Linked DNA regions of Homo sapiens: region 2 is linked to region 1. The links are chromatin contacts, found by Hi-C or POLR2A ChIA-PET in ENCODE. All regions are on one chromosome and are shown on one strand. Each heading gives the region's core, a stretch centred on a gene start or an enhancer-like site at or near the end of the contact. The rest is flanking DNA. Distances are from core to core; before and after follow the strand shown. Region 1 overlaps TXK (TXK tyrosine kinase). Region 2 has its middle 15 kb from the start of OCIAD1.

What was found. Hi-C counts contacts between places; a loop is a spot of excess contacts on that map. ChIA-PET counts read pairs that join two places held with the same protein, here RNA polymerase II (POLR2A). Pooled maps may share reads with other maps.
Region 2: a pooled map shows a loop between it and region 1 (2.1-fold over the local background). The contact joins two enhancer-like sites. A Hi-C loop is called at or near these places in 1 of 50 pooled maps. POLR2A ChIA-PET finds 5 or more read pairs at or near these places in 2 of 52 experiments (GM12878 and WTC11).

What each region holds. Positions count from the first base shown.
Region 1 is chr4:48,125,457-48,130,535 of GRCh38, reverse strand. The region is part of intron 1 of TXK (TXK tyrosine kinase); the gene reads left to right. Among named protein-coding and RNA genes, the nearest start is that of TXK, 6.3 kb to the left of the region's middle. RefSeq lists enhancers at 894-1,013, 2,535-3,397 and a silencer at 2,890-3,184. Within about 2 kb of position 2,540, at least 24 of the 41 ENCODE cell types and tissues checked have a DNase peak (open chromatin) inside an H3K27ac peak, as active enhancers do.
Region 2 is chr4:48,813,361-48,818,439 of GRCh38, reverse strand. It overlaps a transcript of OCIAD1 not described here. Among named protein-coding and RNA genes, the nearest start is that of OCIAD1, 15 kb to the left of the region's middle. Within about 2 kb of position 2,724, at least 2 of the 41 ENCODE cell types and tissues checked have a DNase peak (open chromatin) inside an H3K27ac peak, as active enhancers do.

The DNA.
Region 1 (5,079 bases), core at 1,291-3,790:
GGCGGCTCCCATTCCTGCGATCTCGGGCTTTCTGTCTCCTGCATCGCCGGCTGCTTTGTTGGGAGCACTCTCAGGCAGCCCGCAGAGAATCCCCATCACGAGAAACCGAGGCACCATGACCTGCTTGGAATTCGCTTAGAAGTGTATTCTCCAGCTCTGGTTGGGCCCAGCTTGACTGCAACTCCATGAAAGATCTGGAGACACAAGCACTCAGCTAAACCATTCCAGAACTCCTGGCCCACAAAAGTGTGAGATAAGTGTTGTAAGTCATTTGGTCTCAGAATAATTTGTTTCCAACAATAGATAACTAAGTGTGTGGCAAAAGCAGGAGAAGCCGCAGATTAAAAAAGAACTTGGCCACTTTGGCCACCCTTCTGCCTGGGGCTGGAGTTTGATGCCCTTTCTGAAAGATTAAAATGGACACTAGATGTGTCTTTTCTTTTGTCTTTAAATCATTTCAGTTTTTAACTCGTCACTGCAGCTGCCTTTTGTAACTACTGCAGATCCCCACATTTCTCCTCTGTGGAGCTCCCCAGGCCAGCAGTGCCCACACTCCCTGCCCACCGAGGGTCAGTGAGCAGTACGGCTTCTGGCCCAGTGCCAGCCACGCCCGTGTGCCTTGTGGCCAAGCACTTCTTCACATCACAAGCTGGCTCGATGTCTTGGGTGTGATGTCTGCGAGCTTATTATGAACTTTGAGCTCACAGAAAACAGTGTTCTAGGAAACACTGTTTTGAGATGTGGGGGAGTGGGGAAGTTGTGGGCAAGGTGCCTGCAAAGACCAACTCACATCAGCCCCTTCTGAGAAAGAAAGAAAAATTGCCTCATAGACCAAACAAGGGTTTGGGTGGCTGCTGTCCGTGTCTGGGGAGTTGCCCTGGCAGAAGCTGGGAAACAGATGAGCGGTCATCATCAGGAAGATTTCTGCCTTTCCTTACAGCACCTTTTACTCCCAGAAACATTGTCTTCCCTGGTGCCCGGGACTCCATCCAGCTTGCCAGGCTTCTAGAATCTCCTCACCCCACACAGCACCCCTTCAGGCCATAGACAGGTCAAGCACCACTCTTCCACTCAAATTGATCAGTTTGGTGTCCTGTTAGCTAGGTACTTGTTTTCTCTTAGTCACCAGTGACTCCCCTAAAGTAGTTATCCTCCCTTCTTTAAGGTTTCACTGGCAGTATAATGTCAAAAAAACAGAACAGTCAAGGTCTAACACAAATTACTCACTTATTTTATCCATACATTTAGAAAAACTAACATCTCTGGAGACCATCACTTCTTAGAATAATGGACATTTTAGTATCAAAAGGAAAAGTGCACACACGTGCGAACACAGACACAGGATCACTTCAGACCCCAAATGTATAAAGGGCATAAACTCAGAATAAAGGATAACTTTCTAAATTGAATAAATATGTGAAAAACTCAATGTCCCAATTTTACTATTTTCCCCTCTCCTTGGTGTGGGGTCTTGGTTTGGTGTCTAACTCCAAACCAAGAAGTCTAACTCCAACTTGGAAGTCTTTTCTAACTCCTGTTCAGAGGTAGAAATCCATCCATGCTATAGCCAAGCTAGTTATGTGTCACTCTCCCCAGATAATATGGGTTAATGTGGCTAAAACGTGCCTATCTTCAAAAGGCCCTTAAGAAATGGGGCCTTTTGAAGATAGGCTGGGCGCGGTGGCTCACGCCTGTAATCCTAGCACTTTGGGAGGCCGAGGCAGGTGGATCACGAGGTCAGGAGATCGAGACCATCCTGACTAACACAGTGAAACCCCGTCTCTACTAAAAATACAAAAAGAAATTAGCCGGGCGTGGTGGCAGACACCTGTAGTCCCAGCTACTCGGGAGGCTGAGGCAGGAGAATGGCGTGAACCCGGGAGCAGAGGTTGCAGTGAGCTGAGATCGTGCCACCACACTCCAGCCTGGGAGACAGAGTGAGACTCCATCTCAAAAAAAAAAAAAAAAAAAAAAGGATGTAGTGGTGGGCATTTATGGCAGAGTAATGAGGAAGTTTGGCCTTTCTGTAAATTTCTGGAAAAAAAAACAAAAAGGATATGTTGCAGCAAACTTACAGAATCAGCTCTGGTCACCCAGAGCCATTTTTCCAAAGCCACAAGTTTTTAAGGCTTTCCCCACTCACCACAGCCCATCAACTGCAAAAGCAGCCGGTATCAGACATTCCTCATCTTAAAACCACAACCTGGAGCGCCTGGCTTGGGCAACAAGCCTGGTCTTTGGGTTAAGGCAGCTCTCAAAACTGAGCCAGTTTCAAGCCATGTTTTTAAATATAAATCACTAGCCATGTGCCAGTTATTATGATGACCAAATTCAGTAGGAATGCATTTCACTCAAGGCACTGATTCAAAACGAAACCCTGACATCGGAAATGCCAGGGGATGAACTGGAGGTGACGATGTAAACTTCAAAACATTAGACATGAGGAAGCGACAGCGGCTTTGCTTCCCGCGCAGCCCGGGCCCCACAGTTCTTCACATCTGTTCCTTTGTCCTCTTCAGAGATGACCTTAGGAGCTATTCTGAGAAGGGGTGCTTCTCACTTTTGCTTTCTTCCAGTGCCCCCTGGTGGAAACCTGTTCCCAATCAGCCCAGCTGTTGCCACCCAGGAACCTCTGGGGGTGGAAGGAATGTCAATAGGAGCCTCTCCTAGAGGACAGAGGGGCGCAAATCCTTCCAAGGAAAAAACACAAATACCAAAGATGGGAGGGCCAACTGCCTATCCCATGACAGATGTGCCGGTTTCTAAAGGTCACAGAGATTACATCTGATGCGATGCCCTTTTTCTGATTTGCTGGCCTGAGGCTCATCATTAGAGATATTTACTGAGGAATGAGAAGTAGATGAAAAGAACAGCGCAGATGTAAGCCTGGGAGAGGAAGCTCAGCTCCTTCAGTGATAATCTTCAAGCCCGAATATATTCTTTCCACATTTCCTTCCAGCAGGCAAATAGTCATTGCCTATCTCTGGGGCATTTTTGTCACTCTGGCAAAGGCCCTTGATATGCATGAGTTCCTGCCTAAGTTGGGAATTTGCTAAAAGCTCAAGAGCTTTCCCTCTGCAGGTTAATCGGCAAAACAATTCAAAGAATGGCTTCTGTAATCACAGAATGCCTGTGGAAGGGCGCTGTCTATTTACTTACTGGGAACACCTGTGCTGCTGTAAATTGAAAATGATCATGAAATGAATACTCCTTGATACCTGCATTGGAATGAATTTTGGCCCAACACTTCAACCTGTAAATAAAGATGCCTGCTGTCTTGGAAAGTCATGCCAAGCAAGGGAACACCAGGGAGCTGTTTGGCTTTCATAGTGTGATTTTTCTTCTCGCAATGATTATTTATTGGGCAGCAACTCTGCTGGGCAGAGGATGGAACCACAAACAAAGCAGTGGTTTGCCTTCCTGCTCACCACTGTTCTTGGACTTTGAGGGAAATTAAATAAAATTGGGTCATAATTAAAGCAGTGGTAGGGTAGGTCTGTATCTTTCTTTAAAGGCCATTGTCTTTGCTATTGAATCAGGAAACATAAGAATTTTTGAAAATATTTTCTCCTAAATTCCAGGCTGCAGAAGACAGTGAAGACAACTAAGGGGAATATTATCAGGTGTGGCCATGTGTTGTGAGGTCAGGGAGCTGGGGGAGGCATTTCTCTAGTCCCAGATACTCCTGCCTGCTGACTGATAACAGCAATTTCTCTTTCAAAGTTCTTGACTTGGCCAGGCATGGTGGCTCCTGCCTGTAATCCCAGCAGTTTGGGAGGCCAAAGAGGGGGATCACTTGAGGTTGGGAGTTTGAGACTAGCTTGGCCAATGTGGTGAAATCCTATCTCTACTAAAAATACCAAAAAAATTAGCCGGGTATGGTGGAGTGTGCCTGTAGTCCCAGCTACTTGGGAGGCTGAGGCAGGAGAATCGCTTGAACCTGGGAGGCGGAGGTTGCAGTGAGCCGAGATCATGCCACTGCACTCCAGCCTGGATGACAGAGCAAGACTCCATCTCAAACAAAACAAAACAAACAACCACACACACACACAAAGTTGTTGACACTTGAATAAGGTGGTTCCCCAAAATGTAACTACTCATAGCCTAACATTGACCAGAAGCCTCAATAACATAAATGTTGATCAACACGTATTTTGTATGTTATGTGTATCATACACTGTATTCTTACAATAAAGTAAGCTAGAGAAAAGAAATGCTTTAAGAAAGTCATAAGGAAGAGAAAATAGATTTACTATTCATGGAGTGAAAGTGGCTCATGATAAATGCCTTCATCCTCGTCATCTTCATGTTGAATAGTCTGAGAAGGATGATGAAGAGGAGGGATTGGTCTTTCTGTCTCAGGGGTGACAGAGGCAGAAGAAAATCTTCATGTAAATGTTTATACCATGTTTTTCAAGTGTCAAACTATTTAAATTTAATGTGTTGTGATGGTTAATTTTATGGGTCAACATGGCTTGGCCATGGTGCCCAGATATTTGATCAAACATTATTCTGGATGTTTCTGTGAAGGTAATTTTTGGATGAGATTAACATTTAAATCGGTGGACTTGGAGTACAGTGGGTCACCCTCCATCATGTGAGTGGGCCTCTCCCACAGTTGAAGTCCCTAATCAATGAAAGTCAGACCTCCCCTGAGCAAGGAGGACTTTTGCCAGCAGACCGCCTTTGGGCTCAAACTGCAACTCTTCTCTCATTCTTCAGCTTGCCGGCCTGCCCTGTTAGATTTTGGACTTGCCAGTTTCCACAACTGCCTGAGCCAGTTCCTTAAAAGAAACCTCTCTCTGTGTTCACCCTGACTGTTACAAATGTCATGCTTACAAACATGTACACGCCTCTGCACTGCAGTAAGCATGACATTGCTGAAGCGCTGCAGTACAGCATGTTTACTATTTAACATTGTGTCTGTCATTTATACCTTACTGAGAAAAAGTGTGAGAGCCTCTCCTGAGGCCTGCTTTGATAGCAGGGAGAGAGAGTCTCCTGGAGTCCTGAACGGGGGAAACATCTGCCTTTGAGTCAGGGATAAAGTTGGCTCAGAAGAGAGGAGTTGGAGCTGAA
Region 2 (5,079 bases), core at 1,475-3,974, 690 kb before region 1:
TTGATCTTTGAGGCTGATGATCTTTGGATGGAGTCTTTACGTGGGGGTCCTTTATGCTGATGTTGATGTTGTGGCTTTCTGTTCGTTAGTTTTTCTTCTAGCAGTCAAGACCCTCTTCTGCAGGTCTGCTGCAGCTTGCTGGAGGTGCACTCCAGACCCTGTTCACCTGGGTATCACCAGTAGAGCCTGCAGAACAACAAAGATTTCTGCCTGCTCCTTTCTCTGGAAGTTTCGTCCCAGAGGGGCACTGGCCTGATATCAGCTGGAGCTCTCCTGTAAGAGGTGTCTGTCAACCCATGTTGGGAGGTTATTCCCAGTCAGGAGGCACAGAGGTCAGGGACCCACTTGAGAAGGCAGTCTGTCCCTTAGAAGAGCTGGTGCACTGCGCTGGGAGAATCCCTTTTGTCAGGATCAGCTGCTCTCTTCAGAGCCAGCAAGCAGGAATGATTAAATCCGCTGAAGCTGCGCCCACAACCACCCCTTCCCCCAGGTGCTCTATCCCAGGGAGATGGGGGTTTTGTCTGTAAGTCCCTGACTAGGGCTGTTACCTTTCCTTCAGAGATGCCCAGTGAGGAGAAATCTAGAGAAGCAGTCTGGCCACAGCTGCTTTGCCACACCCAGCCCAGAGCACCCAGCCTCCTGAGCAATGTCAGGAGAAAACTGCCTTCTAAAATGTCAGTAATGGCAGATGCCCCTCCCCACACCAAGCTCGATTATTCCAAGTTGTCTTCAGACTGCTGTGCTGGCAGCAAGAATTTCAAGCCAGTGGTTCTTAGCTTGCTCGGCTCCATGGAAGTGGAACCCACTGAGCTAGACCACTTGGCTTCCTGGCTTCAGCCCCCTTTCCAGGGGAGTAAACAATTCTGTCTCACTGGTGTTCCAGGCCCCACTGGGGTATGAAAAAATACTTCTGCAGTTAGCTCGGTGTCTGCCCAAACAGCCCCCCAGTTTTGTGCTTGAAACCCAGGGGCCTGGTGGGAATCTCCTGATCTGCAGAGTGCAAAAACCATGGAAAAAGTGTAGTAACCCGGCTGGGTAGCACAGTCCCAGGTGCCACTGGGGGTATGAAAAAATACTTCTACAGCTAGCTCAGTGTCTGCCCAAACAGCCGCCCAGTTTTGTGCTTGAAACCCAGGGCCCCGGTAGGAATCTCCTGATCTGCAGATTGCAAAAACCGTGGAAAAAGTGTAGTAACCCAGCTGGGTAGCACAGTCCCTCATGGCTTCCCTTGGCTAGGGGAGGGAGGTTCCTGGCTCCTTACACTTCCCGGGTGAAGCAACGCCCCACACTGCTTCTGCTTACTCTCCATGAGTTGGACCCACTGCCTAACCAGTCCCAGTGAGATGAACTGGGTGCCTCAGCTGGAAATGCAGAAATCAACCACCTTCTGCGTTGGTCTTGCTGGGAGCTGCAGGCCAGAGCTGTTCCTATTCAGCCATCTTGGCCCCTCTCCCACCCCTTTTTTTGGGGAGGAGGGAGTCTCGCTCTGTCACCCAGGCTGGAGTGCAGTGGCCCAATCTCCACTCACTGCAACCTCCACCTCCCAGATTCAAGCGATTCTCTTCTCTCAGCCTCCCGAGTAGCAGGATCACAGGTGTGTGCCACCATGCCCAGCTAATTTTTGTATTTTTAGTAGAGACAGGGTTTCGCCATGTTGGTCAGGCTGGTCTCAAACTCCTGATCTCGGGTGTTCCTCCTGCCTTGGCCTCCCAAAGTGCTGGGGTTACAGGCGTGAGCCACGGTGCCCTGCCACCGTTTCAAATTTAAGCCTAATAATAAACAGTTAAGAAGTTGTATTTTGAGAAGCAAGCCCAAGTTTTAAAAGATATTATTTCAAAGTTTTATAAAAGTCAATATTTATTCAACAAAAGCCAGTATTTATTATCTTCCTTTTTTTTTTTTTCCTTTTAGACGGACTCTTGCTCTGTTGCCAGGCTGGAGTGCAGTGGCGTGATCTCAGATCACTGCAACCTCCGCCTCCCAGGTTCAAGCGATTCCCCTGCCTCGGCCTCCTGAGTAGCTGGGACTACAGGCATGTGCCACCATGCCCAGCTAATTTTTTGGCCAGGATGGTCTCAATCTCTTGACTATATTTTGTATTTTTAATTGCCATTAGCATATATCAACTAAGCGCTATATAGATGTCCTGATCGCCTCCAGTTTATTCTAATGAACTGCACAAAGATTAGCGTTTTTCTATGTGTGCCATGATATTAAAAAGATTGGGACATATTGGCATAGAATGTCTAAACAGAGAGAGAGCGAGAAATGCACAGGTGGATAAGTCGACATAAATGGGAGAAGGGCTTACCCATCCTGTGTGACTAGCAGGAAGAAGGTAATGAAAGTTATAGAATACAGGCCACTTTATACATTTGTGACAGAAAGACAAAGTAGTTGAAGATATTGGCAAGAGAATGGTTGAAATTATTGGCAATGGAATTGAAGCTAAGTAGGGATGAAAAGAAAACAATCAGATAGGGATAAAATTAAGAGTATCAAAGATCTAGTAGTCAGTATGATGCCAAAGAACAGGTATGTGCGGGATTACCTATGTGGGAGAGCTGAAAGAATATGATGTTGACTAGATGGTGGAATGTAAATATTTCATATTCAATGAATTTATGCCTTGGCCACAAAAAGCTTTGTTGTCATTAAAACAGAGGCGATGGGAAGTGAAAGGGAAAGTCATTTGCGACCCTGGGGTTTCTGAGCTGCTGTCTAGTTCAACAGTTTGATTTCCTCCAAGCCAGTGGAGTAGAGATTTGAGAATTTTACAAGAACTGAGATAGCCCTGTCTACATTATCAGAATCTAGTTCAGTTCATGAGTCACAGAAGTAAATATTTGTTCATATGTCAGATCTACTGTAGTTTTCAGACTTTTATCAAACTGCAGCACTTCTTAAAGATCCTCCAAAAAGCAGGCTTACCAAGAAATGTAAATTCCCTGGCAGGTTTTGCAGGTCATTCCAAAAAAGCATAGTTTCATGCAAATGAAGTTTCAAGACAATTACCTCCCAGCTATTTCTTGCAAATACATTGTCAATCCTGAGTCTTGTCTAGAGAGAAATCTTGCATCTGCCACTGTGTGAATTTCTTCTAGAAATAATTTATTCTTTTCTTTTTTTTGAGATGGAGTCTCACACTGTTCCCCGGGCTGGAGTGTGGCGCGACCTCAGATCACTGCAACCTCCGCCTTCTGGTTTCAAGCAATTCTCCTGCCTCAGTCTCCTGACTAGCTGGGATTACAGGTGCACACCACCACATCCGGGTAATTTTTTGTATTTTTAGTAGAGATGGGGTTTCACTATGTTGGCCAGACTGGTCTCGAACTCCTGACCTCATGATCTGCCCACCTCAGCCTCCCAAAGTGCTGAGATTACAGGCGTGAGCCACTGCACCCAGCCTCTTCTAGAAATGGTTTAAGAGGACTTCACAAATCCTGGACTCCCAGAATGTATCTTAATATATAGACTATTATTTTGAGGCATATTTTGTTCTTGTTTTCCTTTTTTCAGCAGAAGATGAAGAGAAGCATCAATAAAATCATGGAGCCCATGTGTCAGTATGAATATGAACCTAAGAAGAATCTATTAATACCTCTGAGATACTAAATCATATAAAGTTATAAAGTACCTAACACAGCATCCAGGACTTGGTTTGCATGCAGAAAATGTGAGTTCTTTTTTGTTTTTCTTGAAGATTTAAAGTACTAGAAAGGAGTTTGGAAAAGAGAGAGAGAGAGGTAAGCATAAAAGTGATATAGCCTATATTGTTAATTTAGAACCATTCCCGGTAAACTATTGCAAATAATTTGTCTAACTTTGTAATTAAAATTTAAAACAAAAAGTTTATTTTTAAGGGGAAAATAGGGCTTCCAGTGATCATTATTCCAGCTCTAATCGATGCTGTTGTGTAAATTATGTTATTTTTGTTTTTGCCTTAATTCCAGCTCTATCTCCAATATTCTGAGTATTGCATTCAAACACCAATCTGTCTACTTTGTTATAAATATGAAGAGTCAGCTCTCAGTCAAAAGTTAGAGGAGAGTTTTTTCCACGTCTAGGTGACTTTATAATTTCACTATAACAAATATTTGAAAAAAAAAAAAAAAGGCTTTCTGAATAGCCATACTCTGCTTTTCTTTCTTGGACAGTTTCATTTTCAGGCAGAGGCAAGGATTAAAAAAAAAAAAAAAACCCCTCCACAGGAGGTGACCCTTTCTACAGTGCTCCTCATGCTGTCAATCAAACCGAGAACCATCTGTCCCTCTTTAGATTTCAGGAGCCATCTTGCACATCTGCTGTGCCTTTTCTATTGCCACTTATAGAACACACTAAGAGCTGTTAGATGAATTAGGGGAACCAGAGTGCAGCTGCATGTAGCTGGTTTGAATTTTGCAGCTGGGTCCTACACATCAATCTCAGTCTTAAAAAATTTTTTTAATGAGATTAGAACTACAAAATTATTTATTTATTAATAGTAACTTCTAAGAAAGTGGGTCTTAAATTTTTATTCTCTGAAAGTTTAAAACATATATTTTTACAACTCTCACCAAATGTTTAAAATTCAAGCCAACTGTAACATTTAAATAGTTATTCACGAGCTCCTCTTAAGAAAAAGTGTCACATGAAAAAAAGTTTTTAAAACTTTGACATAAGCCAAATACTTTCTGATATAGAAGTAAGTTTGATGCCTGTTATAGAAATGCTAGAAGTTTGCAGGCCACAAAACTAAAATATTAGCAGCTTTAGGCCAGTTTTTGTTTGTTTGTTTCCCCTTTGGGACAGGGTCTCACTCTGTCACCCAGGCTGGAGCACAGTGGATCTGATCCCCAGTTCACTGCAACCTCCACCTCCCCGGCTCAAGTGAGCCTCCCATCTCAGCCTCCCAAGTAGCTGGGACTACAGGCACATGCCACTACGCCCAACTAATTTTTGTATTTTTTGTAGAGACGGGATATCACCATGTTGCCCAGGCTGGCCTCAAACTCTTGAGTTCAGGCGATCCACTCACCTCCGCCTCCCAAGGAGCTGGGATTACAGGCGTGAGCCACCACCCCCAACCAGTTGCTGCAG